3 separate regions of the Homo sapiens genome follow, and regions 2 and 3 are each linked to region 1. A link is a loop called in an ENCODE intact Hi-C map of the cell type or tissue named here. Cell type or tissue: Panc1. All regions are shown on one strand. Links, peaks and the distances in the headings refer to the core of each region. The heading gives the core; the rest is flanking DNA.

Region 1 (6,158 bases), core at 692-5,691:
CTCTACTAAAAATACAAAAAATTAGCCGGGTGTGGTGGCGGGCGCCTGAGTCCCAGCTACTCAGGAGGCTGAGGCAGGAGAATGGTGTGAACCTGGGAGGCGGAGCTTGCAGTGAGGCAAGATCACGCCACTGCACTCTAGCCTGGGCGACAGAGCTGTCCGTCTCAAAAAAAAAAAAAAAAAAAAGAAATGTGGTCTATACAGACAATAGAATATTAGCCTTAAAAAGAAAAAGAAATTCTGACATATCATGCAACACGGATAAACCTTGAAGACCTTATGCTATGTGAAATAAGCTAGGCACAAAAGGACTAATACTGTATGATCATTTTTTTCTTTAAAAAATTTCTTTTTTTGCATTATGTGTTGCTGTCATCTTTAACAAAGAACAATTATTGGCTGATTGATTGAGACAGGGTCTCGCTCTGTCACCCTGGCTGAAGGGCAGTGGCGCAGTCTTGCCTCACTGCTGCCTTGACGTCCAGGGCTCAAGCGATCCTCCCATCTCAGCCTTCCCCATAGCTGGGTCTACAGGTGTGCGCCATCATATCCAGCTAATTTTTGTATTTTTTGTAGATATGGGTTTTCGCCATGTTGCCCAGGCTGGTCTCAAACTCCTGAACTCAAGTGATCCATCCACCTCAGCCTCCCAAAGTGCTGGGATTACATGGAGTGAGCCACCATGCCCAGCCTGTATGATTTAATTTATATGAGGTATACACAGGGTAGTCAAATTCATAGAGACAGAAAGTAGGATAGTGGTGGCTAGGGGCTGGGGACAGATGGGGCAATGAGGAGTTAGCGTTCACTGGGTGCAGAGTTTCAGTTTTGCAAGATGAAAAGTTATGGAGACAGAAGGAAGTAATGGTTACACAAAAATGTGAATGTACTTAATGCCACTGAACTTACACTTTAAAAAGTTAAGATGGGCCGGGTGCAGTGGCTCACACCTGCAATCCCAGCACTTTGGGAGGCCGAGGCAGGTGGATCACCTGAGGCCAGAGGTTTGAGACCAGTCTGGCCAACATGGTGAAACCCTGTCTCTACTAAAAATACGAAAATTAGCCAAGCATGGTGGCGCACACCTGTAGTCCCAGCTACTCCGGAGGCTGAGGCAGGAGAATTGCTCCAACCTGGGAAGTGGAGGTTGCAGTGAGCCAAGATCACGCCACTGCATTCCAGCCTGGGTGACAGAGCAAGACTCCATCTCGGGAAAAAAAAAAAAAAAGTCATCAATTAATATTTACTTAATTTTCACTAAAAACAACAACAACAACAATTGCTGAGCCACAGATAGAAGATCAGCCATGGGCCTGCTTTCAAAAAGGTTGTTTAAAAAAAAAAAAACAAAAGAAGAGGCCAGGCATAGTGGCTCACCCCTGTAATCCCAACACCTTGGAAGGTTGAGGTGGGTGGATCACCTGAGGTCCGGAGTTTGAGACCAGCCTGGCCAACATAGCAAAACCCCATCTCTATTAAAAATACAAAACTTAGCCGGGTGTGCCGGTGGGCACCTATAGTGCCAGCTACTCGGGAGGCTGAGGCAGGAGAATTGTTTGAACCCATGAGGCGGAGGTTGCAGTGAGCTGAGATGGTGCCACTGCACTCCAGCCTGGGTGACAGAGTGAGACTCTGTCTCAAAAAAAAGAAAAGAAAAGAAAAAAACAGCCTGGGCAACATGGCAAGATCCCGTCTCTACAAAAAAAAAAAATTTTAGAGGCATGGCGGCACATGCCTGTGGTTCCAGCTACTTGGAAGGCTGAGGTGGGAGGATCACTTGAGCACAGAGGCGCTGGTTGCAGTAAGCTATGTTTGTGCCACTGCAGTCCAGGCTGTGCAACAAAGACCCTGTCTCAAAAAAAACAAGAGAGAGAGAAAGAAAAAAGAAAGAAAAAAATACTATATGCCCTCGCTTTTAAACTTACGTTTGCATATAAATATAGCTTATGTTCTGTGAATAATAATCGTGCTTTAAATATAAGCTAGAGTTGTGGAGACCAGCTTTCTCATACTACTTCTTACTCTTCCTAAAGTCACCAATAAGAAGTTTATTTTTTTCCAGTTTCCCCTGCAATTCCAAAAGCACGTTTAAGTTTAAGCAACTTACCTCATCTGTAACTTTTTAAAAGCTCTAATAACTCACCCAGGGAAATGAGGAGCTACCCTAGTCTTTTAGATAGTCTCCAAAGAGTCTAGTAAGTAGATTTATGAAATATAAAATTATCATGCAGTTTTAACTTTTTTAATCAAAGAACACTCATACAGTGGACAAATGGCTTGAAAAGATTCCTGCAAAGAATCTACTAACTGAATCTGATGAAAATGCATTCTCAAGAGAATAATAAGATGGCAGAATGACACTTCTATTCTTAGAACATAATAAGGTAAAAGCAATGACTTGTTTATCAGATTGGCAAGAAGTCAAGTAAATATCTGAAAGGACCACAAGGACCTTTGAAATGCAGACATATTCATGATAATAACAATGACAATAATAAGTGTATTGTCAGAGTGCTTTCTATGTCTTAGACACTGTTTTCAATTCATAACATATTAACCTCAAATCCTCACAATAACCCTATGAGGCGAGGGTCTTCTATTATCCTATTTCACTACTGAGGAAATAGGCAGAGAGGGTCACACAGCCACCACTAAGCTCGGAGTATATGCTCTTAAGCCACTATGCTGTGTCGGTCTGGCTCTAAGTATATACTGTGCCCTGAGATACCAGTTAATGATAGCAATTCATATTTACATTATAAATATATTTTTAAAGTTATATGGAGAGTCTATGCTCAAATATTTTAATTGATAGTAGCATGCTATCCAAAAAGTTTGAAGGCCACTCTTTTAGATGAGATAATCATCTTCCAGAACATTCAGTTACTTACCCTGAGTCTTAGAGTAAGTTCATGACTGAGTCTGTAATAGAACCTCTGCAGTCTCTAGACTCCCTAGTCCTGACCCCTTTCCACTCTACCCCAGCTTCACTGTGGCTACAACTGATGGATCCATCTCATGTGAGCGCCAACACTGAACTGGACTGATCCTACAGCACTCATCGGAATCATGCTTTAGGTACCTTCCACAACTAAAGTATTATGATTTCATTATCTTCAATTCAAAGTCCCCATATTTCTTCTACTAAGAAAACAAAAAGTTTATTAAGATATTTTCATTCACATTTTCCATACACTTGTCTTTTTTAGGTGAACCCAAATCAGATGTCCACAAAAGATAAGTTTGAGAGGCAGTTATTAACCTACCAATCAAAGGAGTCATTTGGATGGCAAGTTTTCTACATTTTTAAACAGCATTGTATAAAAATCCATGCATCGTTAACATTATAACAAGTTCTACTGTTGCTCCATAGGTGGCAGTATTGTACCACCTAGCATAGTATCATGATCGTGCCACTCACTAAACTGTGGGAAATAAAAGAAATTGACAGGCTCAGGGATTTGAAAGGACCCATCGAAACATCTATTCTAACCTCTTGTCTGTTTTTCCTAAGTAAGGCCAGGAGCCAATTGAATCAGGGTTCACTTCCTAAGCCCTCCATCAGAAAGGGTGACAGTCAAAGAAAGTCTCTTTAAGGGTCCTATATTGAACTAGTTTTGAACTTCCTTCATCTATCGGTTTAGTAACTATAATAAAACAAACAGAAAATATTTCAAAAGCAACTGGAATTTCTGCAATTAGGATTTTTTTTTTTAGACAGATTCTCGCTCTGTCCCGCAGGCTGGAGTGAGTGGTGTGCCCATGGCTCATGGCAGCCTTGGGTTCCCAGGCTTCAGCAATCTTCCCACCTCAGCCTCTCGAGTAGCTGGGACCACAGGGGTGTACCACCATACCTGGCTCATTATTGTTCTTGCTGTTGTGGGGTTTTTTTTAGTAGAGATGGGGTCTCCCTATGTTGCCCAGGCTAATCTTGAACTCCTGGGCTCAAGCCATCTGCCTGCCTCAGTCTCCCAAAGTAATGGGATTACCGGTGTGAGCCACTGCGCCTGGCCAGACTCTCTCTTTTGTGATGCTAGCAGTTACTGATGATCATTGGCTAGATCCATTATTTCAACAATCATTGAAAAACAATATTCTAGCTTGCTATTTCCTTTGTATACCTCCTTTAGCCATTTGGAGGCTTGGACCGAAGATAGTCTTCAACTTTCATATACTCCACACTTTGTCTCCTTTTTTTTTGAAATGGAGTCTTGCTCTGTCACCCAGTCTGGTGTGATTTCAGCTCACTGCAACCTCAACCTCCCAGGTTCCAGTGATTCTCGTGCCTTAGCCTCCCAAGTGGCTGGGATTACAGGTACCTGCCACCATACCCAGCTAATTTTTGTATTTTTAGTAGAGATGGGGTTTCAACATGTTGGCCAGGCTGGTCTCGAACTCCTGACCTCAAGCGATCTGCCTGCCTCAGCCTCCCAAAGTACTGGGGTTACAGACGTGAGCCGCCACGTCTGGCCCATACTTTCATATATTGTTCATTGACACCTCTAAACTGCCTTTTCTAGATAAAAGTTATACTTTTGTTTAGCAGCCAATATGTGAGTGCTTCAACTGATTGTACACCAGCACTCATGCCAATAACGAGTCAAGCTGAAAGATTCATAAAAGAAAAAACAAACGCTTGAGAAACTGAATTTCACTAAGATTAAGACACCTGCTCTTTGAAAGGCACTGTTAAGAGAATAAAAAATCAAGCCCAAACTGGAAGAAAATATTTGCAAATCACATATCTGGTAAAGCACTTGTGTCCAGATTGTATAAAGAACTTTCAAAACCCTATAATAGGAAATCAAACAGCCCATTAAAGAAAAAAAATGTGCAAAAGGTTTTTTTTTTTTTTTTTGAGACAGAGTCTTGCTCTGTCACCCAGGCTGAAGTGCAGTGGCGCGATCTCGGCTCACTGCAAGCTCCACCTCCGGGTTCATACCATTCTCCTGCCTCAGCCTCCGTAGTAGCTGAGACTATAGGCGCCCGCCACCACGCCCGGCTAATTTGTTGTATTTTTAATAGAAATGGGGTTTCACCGTGTTAGCCAGAATGGTCTCGATCTCCTGACCTCATGATCCACTCGCCTCGCCCTCCTAAAGTGCTGGGATTACAAGTGTGAGCCACCGTGCCCAGCTAAAAATGGGCAAAAGATTTGAACAGATACCCAAGAAGATATATGATTGGCAAGTGAAGCACATGAAAAGATACTCAGTATCGTTAGCTACTAGGGAAAACAAAATCAAAATCCCAATGAGATAACAGAATGTACTTCTCGGAATGTCTAAAATTACAATGACTGACCACACCAAGGGTTGGCAAGGATGTGCACCAATGGGAAGTCCCATTCATTGCGAGAGGGAAGATAAAAGGGTATAACCACTTTGGAAACCAGTTTGGCGGTTTCATAAGAAATTACGCTTTGGGAGGCCAAGGCGGTTGGATCATTTGAGGTCAGGAGTTTGAGACCAGGCTGGCCAACCTGGTGAAACCCCGTCTCTACTAAAAATAGAAAAAAAATTAGCCAGGCATGGTGGTGCACGCCTGGAGTCCCAGCCACACAGGAAGCTGAGGCAGGAGAATCGTTTGAATCCGCAGGCAGAGGTTGCAGTGAGCCGAGGATGCACCACTGCACTCCAGCGTAGGTGGCACAGTGAGACTCCATCTCAAAAAAAAAAAAAAAAAAGAACGAAAGAAATTAAACACTTAACTATCCTATGACCCAGCCCCTCCACTCCTAGGTATTTACCCAAGCAAAACAAAAGCATATGTTCGTACATAGACATGTACATGCATGCTTATAGCTTGATTTGTAATAGCAAAAACTGAAGAGAGCCCAAATGTCCATCAACAAATGGATGGATGAACAATTTGTGGTAGGTCCATTTGCGGATCTGTCCTCAGCAACAAAATAGATTCTACGCAGCAATAAAAGATATGGCTCTTACTTAACATTCTGGGAAATGAACCTTGGGTTTCTTGTTCTATTAAATCATACTAAGTATACTGTGAAAATATCTTACTTTCTCTTTCTGCAAGAAGTGCAATTTTAGGCCAGGCGCAGTGGCTCACACCTGTAATCCCAGGATTTTGGGAGGCCAAGGTGGGTGGATTGCTTGGGCCCAGGAGTTCAAGACCAGCCTGGGCAACATGGCAAG
Region 2 (6,158 bases), core at 759-5,758, 140 kb after region 1:
ATGTGTTGTCATGGCCCATTGCTGCGGGAACTCAACAGGTCCTGTTTGACTCAACTGGGAGAGGACTTGTGCAAACTGGTACCCTGTTTCCCATGGACTTCATCACCTGTGCCATTTCCCTTTGCTGATTTTCCTTCAAGTTCTTTCAGTGTAAAAAATCATAGCCCTGAGTACAATCATATCTGACTCCTGTGATTCCTACACATTTATTGAAACGGGTGGTGGTCTTGGGATTCCCCCAACACAAGATACTGTCACCACCTTTAAGGAAGTAAAATGAATAAGAGAAATATGCATGTGAAACTATAGCACAAGGTTAGAATGTAAGTATGATAAGAAGAAATAGGGACCAATACTGCTTGCAGCTGGGTAATTAGATCTGGTCTTTGGTTATCTCAGTGTTTTGTAGCAAATTTAGTGTATTTCCATTAGGACCTTTGAAAGAATCCAGCTAGACTAGTGTTGAATGAAATTTATGGGAGGCCATTATTTTGATCTAGGCTCCCAGCAGATCAGACTAAACCCAAATGCAGTCACCAGTTGAAAGTTGAAAGTGCCATGTCATCAAATTGAACTTTGAGAAGTTTTCCAAACACCTGGAGATTTATAGCAGCCAATCAGAAGGGGCCCAGTGTACCTGAGCCAACATGCTAAGGAGGCCCCCTCTGATGTAAACTTATAAAGTAATTATTAAAAGACCATATCTGCTATTCGTTTCTTATTTCTGCTCTCTTCAGCCCTTTTCTGTCTATACAGCCAGTCTCTTCTGCTCTACTCGTCAAGGTTTTTATACTATTTTATAGAATGAGATGCTGTCCTGATTCATGAATTGCAATAAATGTCTGCTCAATTTTTAAATGAATTTTATTGTAATTTATTTTTTTTTGAGACGGGATCTCACTCTATTGCCCAGACTGGAATACAGTGGCATGATCATAGTTCACTGCAGCCTTGACCTCCTGGGCTTAATCAATCCTCCCACCTCAGCATCCTGAGTAGCTGGGCTACAGGCGTGTACCACCACGTGTGGCCAGTTTTTGATATTCTGTGGAGATGGAGTCTCACCATGTTGCCCAGGCTGGTCTTGAACTCGTGTGCTCAACCTGGAGGTTCAGGTAAAATTTCCTGAATAACAACTGGCCCATTCTCTGTGCTTAAACTATTAAAAAACAAACAAACAAACAAACAAAATTAGACTCATGCCTATAGTCCTAGCATTTTGGGAGGTTGAGGTGGGAGCATCACTTGAAGATAGGAGTTTGAGACCAGCCTGGGCAATATGGCGAGACCCTGTATCTACTAAATAAAAATTAGGCAGGAGGTGGCTAAGGTGGTGATATGCACCACCTAAGTCCCAGTTACTTAAGAGGCTGAGGTGGGAGGATGACTTGAGCCCAGGATTTCAAGGCTGCAGTGAGCTAGGATTGCACTACTACACTCCAGCCTGGCAACAGAGTGAGACCTTGTCTCAAAAAAAAATTGGTGCCCAGTCACGGTGGCTCACATCTGTAATCCCAGCACTTAGGGAGGGTGAGGCAGGCAGATCACCTGAGGTCAAGAGTTCAAGACCAGACTGGCTAACATGGTGAGACCCTGTTTCTATTAAAAATACAAAAAAATTAGCCGGGCATGGTGGCGGGCGCCTGTAATCCCAGCTACTTGGGAGGCTGAGGCAGGAGAATTGCTTGAACCCAGGAGGCGGAGGTTGCAGTGAGCCCAGACCGTACCATTGCACTCTAGCCTGGGCAAGAAAAACGAAACTCCGTCTCAAGGAAAAAAAATTGGTAAAAATTCCTGCTGTCAAGAAACTTACATTTCAGTTTGAGGGAGACAGGCAAGTAACATAAAAGTAAAATATTATGTTAGATAGTGTTACATGATAAAAATGAGGCAGAAAGAGGGATAGGAAGCTGGGGGAGTTGATGAAATTTTAGATAAATTATCTCATGAGAAGATGTCACTTAAGACCTGAAGAACGGGAGGCGGTTGGCTTTTTGGATATCTCTGGGGAGTTTTCCAGGCCAAGAGAATAACAGGGCAAAGTCTAACAGAAGCCTTTATGCTTGGTGTGTTTGAAGAATATTGAGGAGGACAAGGAGAGAGGAAATTTAGTCAGAGAGAGAGGTGGTAGGGGAGAGATCGTGGAAGGCCTGGAAAATTATGGTGAAGCCTAGGGCTTTGATCTAAGTGGCTTTTGAGATGAGCTCTGACGTACCTCACTAAATATCAAACTAAATGAGCCAAATTTACATAGTTCAAGATGGCGTATGATCCTCCACAAGACTCACAACTTAATAGCCTAAATTTTAAAAAGGAATAATTAAGGTTGGAAGATTTCAAGCCTATAATATCTTTTAAAATATCAACTCAAGGCCAGGCACATTGGCTCACACCTGCAATCCCAGCACTTTGGGAGGCCGAGGCAGGCAGATCACTTGAGGTCAGGAGTTTGAGACCAGCCTGGCCAACATGGTGAAACCCCGTCTCTACTAAAAATACAAAATTAGTCGGGCATGGTGGTGCATGCCTATAATCCCAGCTATTCGGGAGGTTGAGGCAGGAGAATCGCTTGAACCCCGGAGTTAGAGGTTGCAGTCAGCCGAGATCGCGCCACCGCACTCCAGTCTGGACAACAGAGTGAAACCGTGTCCCAAAAAAATACATACGTATATGTGGGTATCAACTCAAAAATTGTGATGAAAACAGAACAAAACCAAACCTGCGCCACCCAGTGGAGTAAGGAAGCACTGCATACAGGCAGATCACTCAGAATTTTTTTTTTTTTTTTTTCTTGAGACGGATTTTTGCTCTTTTTGCCCAGGCTGGAGTGCAATGGCGCGATCTTGGCTCACCACTCCCGACCTCAGGTGATCCGCCCGCCTTGGCCTCCCAAAATGCTGGAATTACAGGCATGAGCCACCGCACCCGGCTAGAAATTTTAACTTTTATCTACAGTGATCACATTAACTGCACAATTATCATTTTTGCTTACTTTGTGAATATATGGTGGGCAGGACTACTAATAGTTATTTTAAGATATTTTAAGTTACGTACGGAAGAATTGGAGAGTTGCAAACTTATTAAGTCCTCAACAGTGAAGATGTGGGAAATTTAGTTTAAAGCATCCTTGTGAACTTTGGGATGAATTTATGCTAATTGATTAGGCCTGAACCTACATTTTTGTCTGTTTAAATTTGTTACTCTGGAATACCAAAAGGCTAACTTGTTTTAGTCCCTTGAAAAATAAAATTTGAGAATTGTTGCAAACAGTGAAGGGACTTCCTTTTTTCCTTTAATACAGTTTTTTAAAAATTTCTAGCTCATTTACACATTACCACACACACAATTTGTGTGATGACTACATAGTGGAGTCGGAAATTTTAATTCACTTTCTTTCCCTTTTAAGATCTGGGAAATTTTAATGGAATGACATTTTAAGGGAGCATAATTTTTTTTTTAAGTAAGGATTTCCTATACATTTTGTTAATTTCAAGAACAGAGTCGGCCAGGCGTGGTGGCTCACACCTGTAATCCCAGCACTTTGGGAGGCCCAGGAGGGCAGATCACAAGGTCAGGAGATCGAGACCATCCTGGCTAACACGGTGAAACCCCGTCTCTACTAAAAATACAAAAATTTAGCTGGGCTTGGTGGTGGGCACCTGTAGTCCCAGCTACTCAGGAGGCTGAGGCAGGAGAATGGCCTGAACCCAGGAAGCGGAGCTTGCAGTGAGCTGAGATTGCGCCACTGCACTCCAGCCTGGGTGACACAGCGAGACTCCGTCTCAAGAAACAAAAACAAAAACAAAAAAAAAAACAACAATAGAGTCACCAGTTATAAAAGGGCCACAAAAGTGAATACACTGTCACCTTTGCTTTTACAAAGTTGCTTATTTGATAGCCAAACAGATGAAATAATACTTTTTCCTATAGTATATATTTAGCATAATCTGGACTATGATAGCATGAAATTGGTCAAGGGGGCTTATATCAGATAGTAATATCATCTTACTAAATTCTCTTCAAGTGATTGATTGGTCATGCCTGCGTGCGATGATCAGCAACTCTGGAAATTTCAAATAATCAGTAAACCAGGCCCCGGAACCTACTTTCACTTCTTCCCTAGGCTCTATGTACATTCAGCTCCATCCCAAGAGCAGTTTCACTGCCACTAGCTCCTGTCTTTTTGCACATCATAAGATCACAGGAAACAAACCACGGATATGCCAGAACATTCCTGGCAGTTTGTACATTGTGTTTCACAGACCCTACACTGAAAACAATGAGCAAACCTTGAGATTACAAATGATCTTCCTAACAATTTTAGAGACTCGATTTTTGACTTCCTGCCTGCAGGAAGGAAATGACAGTTGGAAGTGTGGAGAACAGGTGTTCCCCTGCACAGAATGATATCTTCTGCTTACTAAAATAAAAAACACTGCATCAACACTCCTACATGGAAGTGAACTCTAACCACAAGGCTCAGTCTTTTCACCACGGATCCAGCTTCAGAAACCCAAATCTGTTTCCTACCAGGAAGCTGTTAAACCCAGCATTAAAGAGCAAAGTAAGGCGCAGAGTTCCTCGAATCAGTACTGGGTTAATCCAAGTAAAGAATCTGGGTGGTTTGAAAATGTCCCCTTCCATGTCTTTCCAGTTACCACAGTACAACTGCATGGCACACTTATCAGAGGACTTAGAAGGGCAGGAATCAGGATTGGAGTAAACGGGTCCCAGCTGAAGGGTAGGTAGGTGATCTTAAACCCTCTTTCATCTCCCGTTGTCTTTGTCTCCAAGTCAGGGGTCTGGGATTATTTCCTCCCAGTAGCTTAGTGTTGGCATAATAGCTTTCTTTTTCTTTGCCAAGGTCGCTAGTTGCTCTATCCCTCATGAAGGAACCTTCGCTGCTTCATAATCCTTTCTGTGAAACTCAGGCAAATGACACCTTAAAAGGGCTGAAGACTCTGACATAATTGAAGGCCATGCCTCGGGTCAGAGAAATACCAGACAGTCCTCTCCAGTCTCCTTCATTAATGGTGCAAACCCATTAGGGCGTGTGCATTTTCTGAGGGCCCACAGATTGGAGAAGGCTGGGGAAATATTGTAGCACTCCCATCTATGAAGCCGTGGTGAATGCTTGAAAAGGGTCATAGTCTTTTTCAACAGGCATCACGAGATTAATCAGTTCTGCAATCCACAGCGACTTTGTCTTTTCTCTTTTACCTTGAGACCCCAAGGAGCCATGCTGTGGAGAAAGAGATCTGGTAGCTTTATTTGGAGCCAAGCATTGCAAGGGTAAGGAGGAGCGAGCGAGGAAATTGAAGCCTGTAGACTGAGTGAGTAGATTGAATTGAGACTCATAGAACATGATTTCTCCTTCTGAAATGTCAGCGTGGGAGACAGCTCACTCTCCCTTGGAATAAAAAAAGAGTTAACCATGATCAAATCCCTTCACATTCCTTCTGCTGCCTACTTCTGTCTATTTTTTTTTCTCTGCCGTATTCTTATTTCTTTAATTTTTTTTTCTAATTTTTATTCCTAACTCACCACTTCTCTCTCTCTTTTTGAGTTGGAAGGAGGACGGGGTCTCTGTTGCCCAGGTTTGGAGTGCAGTGGCGCAATCATAGCTCAACCTCCTGGGCTCAAGCGATGCTTCCTCTTCAGTCTCCTGAGTAGCTGGGACTACAGGCACACACCTCCATGCCCAGATAATTTTTGTATTTTTCATAGAGATGGGGTTTTGCCATGTTGTCCAGGTTGGTCTTGAACTCCTGGGCTCAAGCAATCTGCCCACCTCAGCCTCCCAAAGTGCTGGGATTACAGGCATGAGCCACTATGCCTGGCCGTCTCCACTTCTCTTATACTTCTCTTGTGCATTCCTTTTTTCCAGGAATACATATTAAGGGACCGTTGTGTGCTTGGCACTGTGCTGAGAAATGAGGATGCACAGATGAAAAGCAGATGCTCTCTGCCTTCCAGGAGCTCACGGTTTTGTGAGGGACCCAGTGTGTAAATGAATGGTATAAGAACATTTTATCATTTGTGCTACCCTACAAGTATCCAAAAGATGTTTTGAGCCTGGGCACAGTGACTCACGCCTGTAATCCCAGCACTTTGGGAGGCTGAGGCGGGTGGATCACTTGAGGTCAGGAGCTCGAGAC
Region 3 (6,158 bases), core at 455-5,454, 260 kb after region 1:
AGTCAAGTTAGGGTCAAGGTGAAGGTTGTCTTCGGCTGCTTAATGACAACTTGGGCAACCATAGTGCCTTGGAAGCAAATTTTTTTTCCCACAAGGCTGTGATGTGGGAATGATGAGGAGTAACGCATGAGAATTAGAAAAGTCAATGGCCACGATTACCTCCTTTCTATTTGCATACTGGTGGGTGTGTCCCAGACCGTCACTGTTGACTGCATTTCACTATTCTCTGCAGTCCTCTGGATATTATGACACAATTCCTAAATCATATAATCTTTTAAATTTAATTTTGCTCAGAACTCCCTGCCAGATGGTTGTCTGTGTTTGCATGTGCTTCAGTAGTTGTTAAGATGTACAACCATAATGAAAAATACAAGGCGGTATTGAAGGACATTACCAACAAAATATTGAAACATTGCCAGGTTATTCATTGTTTAAGCTGAACACACTAACAAACTGTGCACAATTTTAGAAAAGTTATTTTCCTTCAAATTCTTCTTCTTCATGTTTACTTTATCTGTATCAAAAGTGTCTTTCATTTCTTTCCATCTCAATGCCACTTTTTACACTTAACCAAATTAATCTTGTCTTCCACGAAGAGCTGTATACATAACCCATATGCCTAAAGCTCCTAAGATTTTCATCTAATTTCTCTTGTGCTATAAAATAATTTTATTTTCTAAGGTTTTCTCAATAAAAGAATCCCCCAAGTTTTGTTACCCAACTATTCACTCATAAACTGATTTTAAAGCAAAAGAATTACATTGTTTTGAGTCATTACACTGTTTTGTTTTTCTGTAAATGAACTCTCATCAAAAGTAAATATTTGTTTCTCTTAATTTGATAAACTACAAAGCATAAAATAATTTTTGTAACCATATCATCTTCAGCTGTATGCAAAAGGAAAACATGAGAAGAAAACGTGGTTTGAATCTCGAGATTTTTGTCGAGCTCTGGGTGGAGACTTAGCTAGCATCAATAACAAAGAGGAACAGCAAACAATATGGCGATTAATAACGTAAGTGGTATTTTTATGGATTCCTCCTTTTTGTTATCTAGTTGGTGCTTATGAAGTTGAGAAAATTTGTCTGTTTCTGAAATTGTTGTCTCAGGATGCTAGTTTGAGCACCTGTATCATCTCCCAAATCTGTGGGCCCTGTTTGATCTAGTTTCGCTTTCAAATCCTTTAATTTTATAAGTGTAAATTCTGCTATGACTTGGTCTATAAAAGTTCAAGATGCTTAATACGTATTTGTCTTTCAATACGATACCATTATTTACTCTCAGGCAGTGGTCTGTTTTTAAGATATTTATGGGATATACCAAAATGCACATCTATTGCATAAGTCTTCTATTTAGCTGTTAAATCTCTTTACTTGTGTACTATTAATTTACGTTTTGGAGGTAACTTTCAAATGTGGTTAGTCCTCATAAGTTACTGAACTTGCTTCATGCAATAGCATATGCTTTCTTTATGTTTTGGATTTCATAGAGCTAGTGGAAGCTACCACAAACTGTTTTGGTTGGGATTGACATATGGAAGCCCTTCAGAAGGTTTTACTTGGAGTGATGGTTCTCCTGTGAGTAATTTTACTTACTATATAACTTTCTTACTTTATCGTGTATTTATTTTGATGTTGTCTTTTTTTTTAATGCAAACTTTTAATAAGACAGTTCATTATGATAGCCACTATCCTGCCATGCAAAATTGATGTGCAGGTAAACTTCCTAAAACTTGCGTGTTTTATACCCTCTTTTAGATCAATAGAAATGGAAACATTTTTGATATTCCCACTAATAATGATTAGGCTTCGTCAGACTTCTCCATTTCCAGGAATGAAGAAGTGAGAGATTCTGGCACGTGCTGGCAATATTTAGAAGCCCTAGTCGTCACAAGAAGTGATTTTGTATAATTTCAGTTCTACCTCTTAATTTCAGTTCTGCCTCCACCAGCAACTTTTCAAGGAACTTGAGTGAGGTGGTTTATTTGATGGCTTCATTGACATTTGGGTTTTATATTTACATCTCTGGAAAACACATCACCGTGCTTAGTCCAGAACCCCGTGGGTTATGATTCCACACTGAAAACTCCATAGAGGACCTAGACCCAGGGCCTCCGTTTGTTTCTACTGTTCATTTTGGCAAAGTTTAGTAGCTGTTAGCAATATTTTCTGGGTCTTTTTCTTTTGCAAGAAGAATAAATTGTATTGCTTTATCCTACACATTTAATAAAGAGAAAACTTCCAATAACGCACTGAAATATTATCCTTTCCATTGGGTTGTAAATTTAGGAACTCCCAACACTGAGAAGTGGAACTTTGTTGCCAAGTTTTTCCTGTATATAAATCCCCATTTGTGGCCCTTGGATCCATTCTATTTAATAAGAGTAAAGAAAATGTTATAATAATCAATTGTGTACGTTATTCAACATCACAAGGTTCCATGTAATGAAAGCTGTTTCTTTTCTACTACGTTTGTGAACTGTGCTTTCAAAGCAAAGCTATTGTGAAAAAAAAGTAAATTGATAAAACAATGCAAACATATCTTTCGTTTTCTGTTTGGATGAATGATTGGCATTGGCTTGATACAAATGGTTAATGGTTGTAGTTTAATGTTTCTAATATAGGTTTCATATGAAAACTGGGCTTATGGAGAACCTAATAATTATCAAAATGTTGAATACTGTGGTGAGCTGAAAGGTGACCCTACTATGTCTTGGAATGATATTAATTGTGAACACCTTAACAACTGGATTTGCCAGATACAAAAAGGTATGATCACCTCTTCTCTCCTTTATCTCAGCTTGGTAGACTAACCTCCTGACACCCCAGAATCTTTCCTTTATTAGCAGAAGCAAACAAACAAAATAACAAAATCAGGAAACTGTCAGTGGCCATCATTGCATAGGATAAGCATGAAGTTGATAAGCACAGATAAATGTGCCAAAGGAACAGAGAAGATCAAAAGGCCACCTGGGAGTTCTGGGCAAGAGTCACGTCCTTCCAAATAGTTCCCACGAGCAGCTCTGATCCTGGCCCAGGTTCCATAGCAGTAGAAGTTTGTGAGTGTCCTATGCTGTCAACAGAATAATGCAAATGCAACTTCTGTTTTGGAATTTTCACCTTCTGACCTACGTTAATCATCAAATAGTTGAACATTTCCCCAAGTCTGAATATTCTGAGTATTGATTTCTCAGATAAATGTTCCACACAGTGAACAATCACCCTGGAGTGGCCTCTGATGCTATTAGCCCCACCATGTTATTGATGGCCAAACAATACGCATGCTGACAGCCATTATCTGTGGCCTCTGATGCTATTAGCCAAACCATGTTATTGATGGTCAAACAATACGCATGCTGACAGCCATTATCTGGGACTCAGAAAGTTCTGCATATTCAAGTCAGGCCAGAGGATCCGAGTTCTAATGTTAAGAGAAACCAACACACCAACAAGCAAATAAACAAACCTACCCTTGAACCAAAATATACATCAATACCTCCGTTGCAAATGGATAAATGGAACTGCATTGCCCTCTGCTGTTGGGGAATCTTGGCAACCATTTCAACTCTATGGCTGGAGATGACTTACTGCTCTGTTTATTTTCCATCCTCCTGCTTAGATTATTGCTTTCAAAGTTTCCAGAATAGAAGAAGTCAGTGGTGGCCAGTTGTCCTTTAATGGTCTCTTATCTACCAATGGCTAGTATCCTTTTTGCATTATCGTAGCTCTACTCTTGTAGATGTTAAATTCATTAACCCAAAAGCTAGGTAACCTGAGTCCCTTTATCAGCTTTCAACAAAATCCAGATATATCATTAACTAATTGGAAAGAAAAATATTTCATTTAACTTTTAGTAAGCCATACATTTAAGAAAAATAGATTTTCTTAAGAAAATACATTTTCTATTTTATAAATAAATAGTTCACATTTAATCGTTTCAAATCATGAAATCATAAGTCATTTCACAGATTATAAGATGTCTGGAAAATGAACAGCTGTTAAACACCTATTACATACCAATAACTCACATATTTTCACAAACTAATCTATTTGGTTTAGTTGACAAAATTAAGGCTAAATGATTTAAACCCAGGCTTGGGATTTGAAGCTAGGCTTTCTGATTCTAAAACTCATGATCTTTTTTTTTTTCCTTTATATAATGCTACTTGTGCCTGAAAACTGTGGTGGTTGTAATTTCTGTTGGCTATTATTGCACCTAATTTGTTTAATTCTTCACTTCTTATTCTCTTTTCCTTCATTCTGCCCTCCACAACATGACGTGCAAATAGGAGAAAGAAAGGGAAGGGAAAAAAGAGAACAACTAAGTTTTTAGCAATATTGACTCATGAAAATAGTGACAATAGAAGGAAATGTAATTAGCAGAAGTTTAAGTACACTTTATTTCTATTTTTCTCTTGTTTTACAGGACAAACACCAAAACCTGAGCCAACACCAGCTCCTCAAGACAGTAGGTGTTTTCTTATTTTCTGATCTCTGTACTGATAACCCTTTCTCCGCCTCTTTCCTTTCTCAATGAAAAAATTACTTGCCCTAGGAAGGTAGAGAGCAGAAGTCCTTAATAACCTTTGAGTGAGAACGTCATGGAAATTTGGGTCTTCCTCTCCAGAGAGAAGCTCATATGCCCAAACATAAGGCATGTTAATACAGTTTCTCAAGGGTTCATGAATCAATTCCAAGGTCCCAGGTTCCTTCTTCTTTAGCACATATATTAGTGTCCACAGGCTGCTGTAACCAGTTACCAGGAACTTGGTGGCTTAAAATAACATGCAGTTACTCCCTTACAGTTCTGGAAGTCAGAAATCTGGAATCAATTTCACTGGGCCAAAATCCAGATGTTGGCAGGACCACGCTCCCTTTAGGGGCTCTGAGGGAGATTCTCTTTCCTTGCCTTTTCCAGCATCTAGAGCTACATTCTATGAACTCATCAGCTCATGACCCATTCCTCCTTCAAAACCAGCAATGTAGCATCTTCTTCCAGTGATCACATTGCCTCCTTCTCTTGTAGTCAAATCTCCCTCCGCCCCTCTGCATAAGGATACTTGTTACTACATTTAGGGCTCACCTAGATGATCCAAGATAACCCTCCTATCTCAAGATCCTAACTTAATCATGTCTATAAAGTCCCATTTTCCATGTAAGCTAACATTCATAGGTTCCAGGGGTTAGGAACTAGATACCTTTGGGAGCTTTTATTCAGCCTACTGTAGCACGGAAGTATGGAATTCCATGGGTTGGAGAAAGCCTGAGGGGCCCACTTGATACGTGAATTCCTTGCTTCTACCCTGAAGCACCCAAGTGCATCTATTCGAAGTTTTGCTTTTTTTTTTTTCTTATACTGGGGTGAAAGCTGCTTTCTCATAGTTCCCACTCCTTTGATGTAGAAGATTATGGGTGCATTATACATAAATCCTCACAGCTATGCTATTGTATTGATGAAAGTGACACCCGGAGTTCTTTTACCCAGTAATGACATATGGAACATAGCTGGGAATACAAAATGGGTCCTTTTTACCAGATTGGTAGAAAGTGGATATTTGGGCTGGGGTTCAGATGTCTGTATTTGACGTGGACATTCTGCTGTTCTGGTCTCTCAGAGTTGCAGATGCCTCTTGATATAGCAGCTCTATCCCTTTCACCTTTGTGTGCTGTACACACCAGATTCTTGAATTTGTCTGCATAAAACTCATTGCCTTTTCTCATTAACTTTTCAGATCCACCAGTTACTGAAGATGGGTGGGTTATTTACAAAGACTACCAGTATTATTTCAGCAAAGAGAAGGAAACCATGGACAATGCGCGAGCGTTTTGCAAGAGGAATTTTGGTGATCTTGTTTCTATTCAAAGTGAAAGTGAAAAGAAGTTTCTATGGAAATATGTAAGGACATCAATCATTTTTTAAAATTTTAATAGTTTTTGGGGAACAGGTGTTGTTTGGTTGTATGGAAAAGTTCTTTAGTGGTGATTTCTGAGATTTTGGTACACCCGTCACCTGAGCAGTATACGCTGTACTGAATGTGTAGTCTTTTATCCCTCACAACCTTCTTACCTGTCCCTGCATCCCCAAAGTCCATTGTATCATTCTTATGCCTTTGCATCCTCATAGCTTAGCTTCCACTTATGAGTGAGAACATGAGATGT

The links. Peaks named below come from ENCODE experiments on the same cell type or tissue, not always from the same donor. Only the 100,000 strongest peaks of a DNase experiment are listed, where the experiment ranks them.
Region 2: it touches region 1 in a loop (5-fold over the local background); 107 of 110 quality-filtered maps call a loop at or near these places.
Region 3: a loop joins it to region 1, with 6 times the contacts of the local background. A loop is called at or near these places in 26 of 110 quality-filtered maps.

The regions. Positions count from the first base shown.
Region 1 is chr10:17,604,315-17,610,472 of GRCh38, forward strand. All of the region lies in intron 1 of HACD1 (3-hydroxyacyl-CoA dehydratase 1), which reads right to left. Among named protein-coding and RNA genes, the nearest start is that of HACD1, 10 kb to the right of the region's middle. In Panc1, for the core only: CTCF peaks have their summits at 3,379 and 3,588; no DNase peak of the experiment used is centred there; H3K27ac peaks cover 665 bases.
Region 2 is chr10:17,740,313-17,746,470 of GRCh38, forward strand. No RefSeq gene overlaps it. Among named protein-coding and RNA genes, the nearest start is that of TMEM236, 8.8 kb to the right of the region's middle. In Panc1, for the core only: CTCF peaks have their summits at 2,737 (motif pointing left) and 2,953; a DNase peak (open chromatin) is centred at 2,709; H3K4me3 peaks cover 326 bases; H3K27ac peaks cover 1,228 bases.
Region 3 is chr10:17,869,359-17,875,516 of GRCh38, forward strand. MRC1 (mannose receptor C-type 1) reads left to right here. Exons shown (of 30, transcript NM_002438.4): 13 at 888-1,015; 14 at 1,490-1,577; 15 at 2,624-2,768; 16 at 4,426-4,467; 17 at 5,732-5,895. Among named protein-coding and RNA genes, the nearest start is that of MIR511, 27 kb to the left of the region's middle. In Panc1, for the core only: CTCF peaks have their summits at 3,532 (motif pointing left) and 3,734; a DNase peak (open chromatin) is centred at 3,543.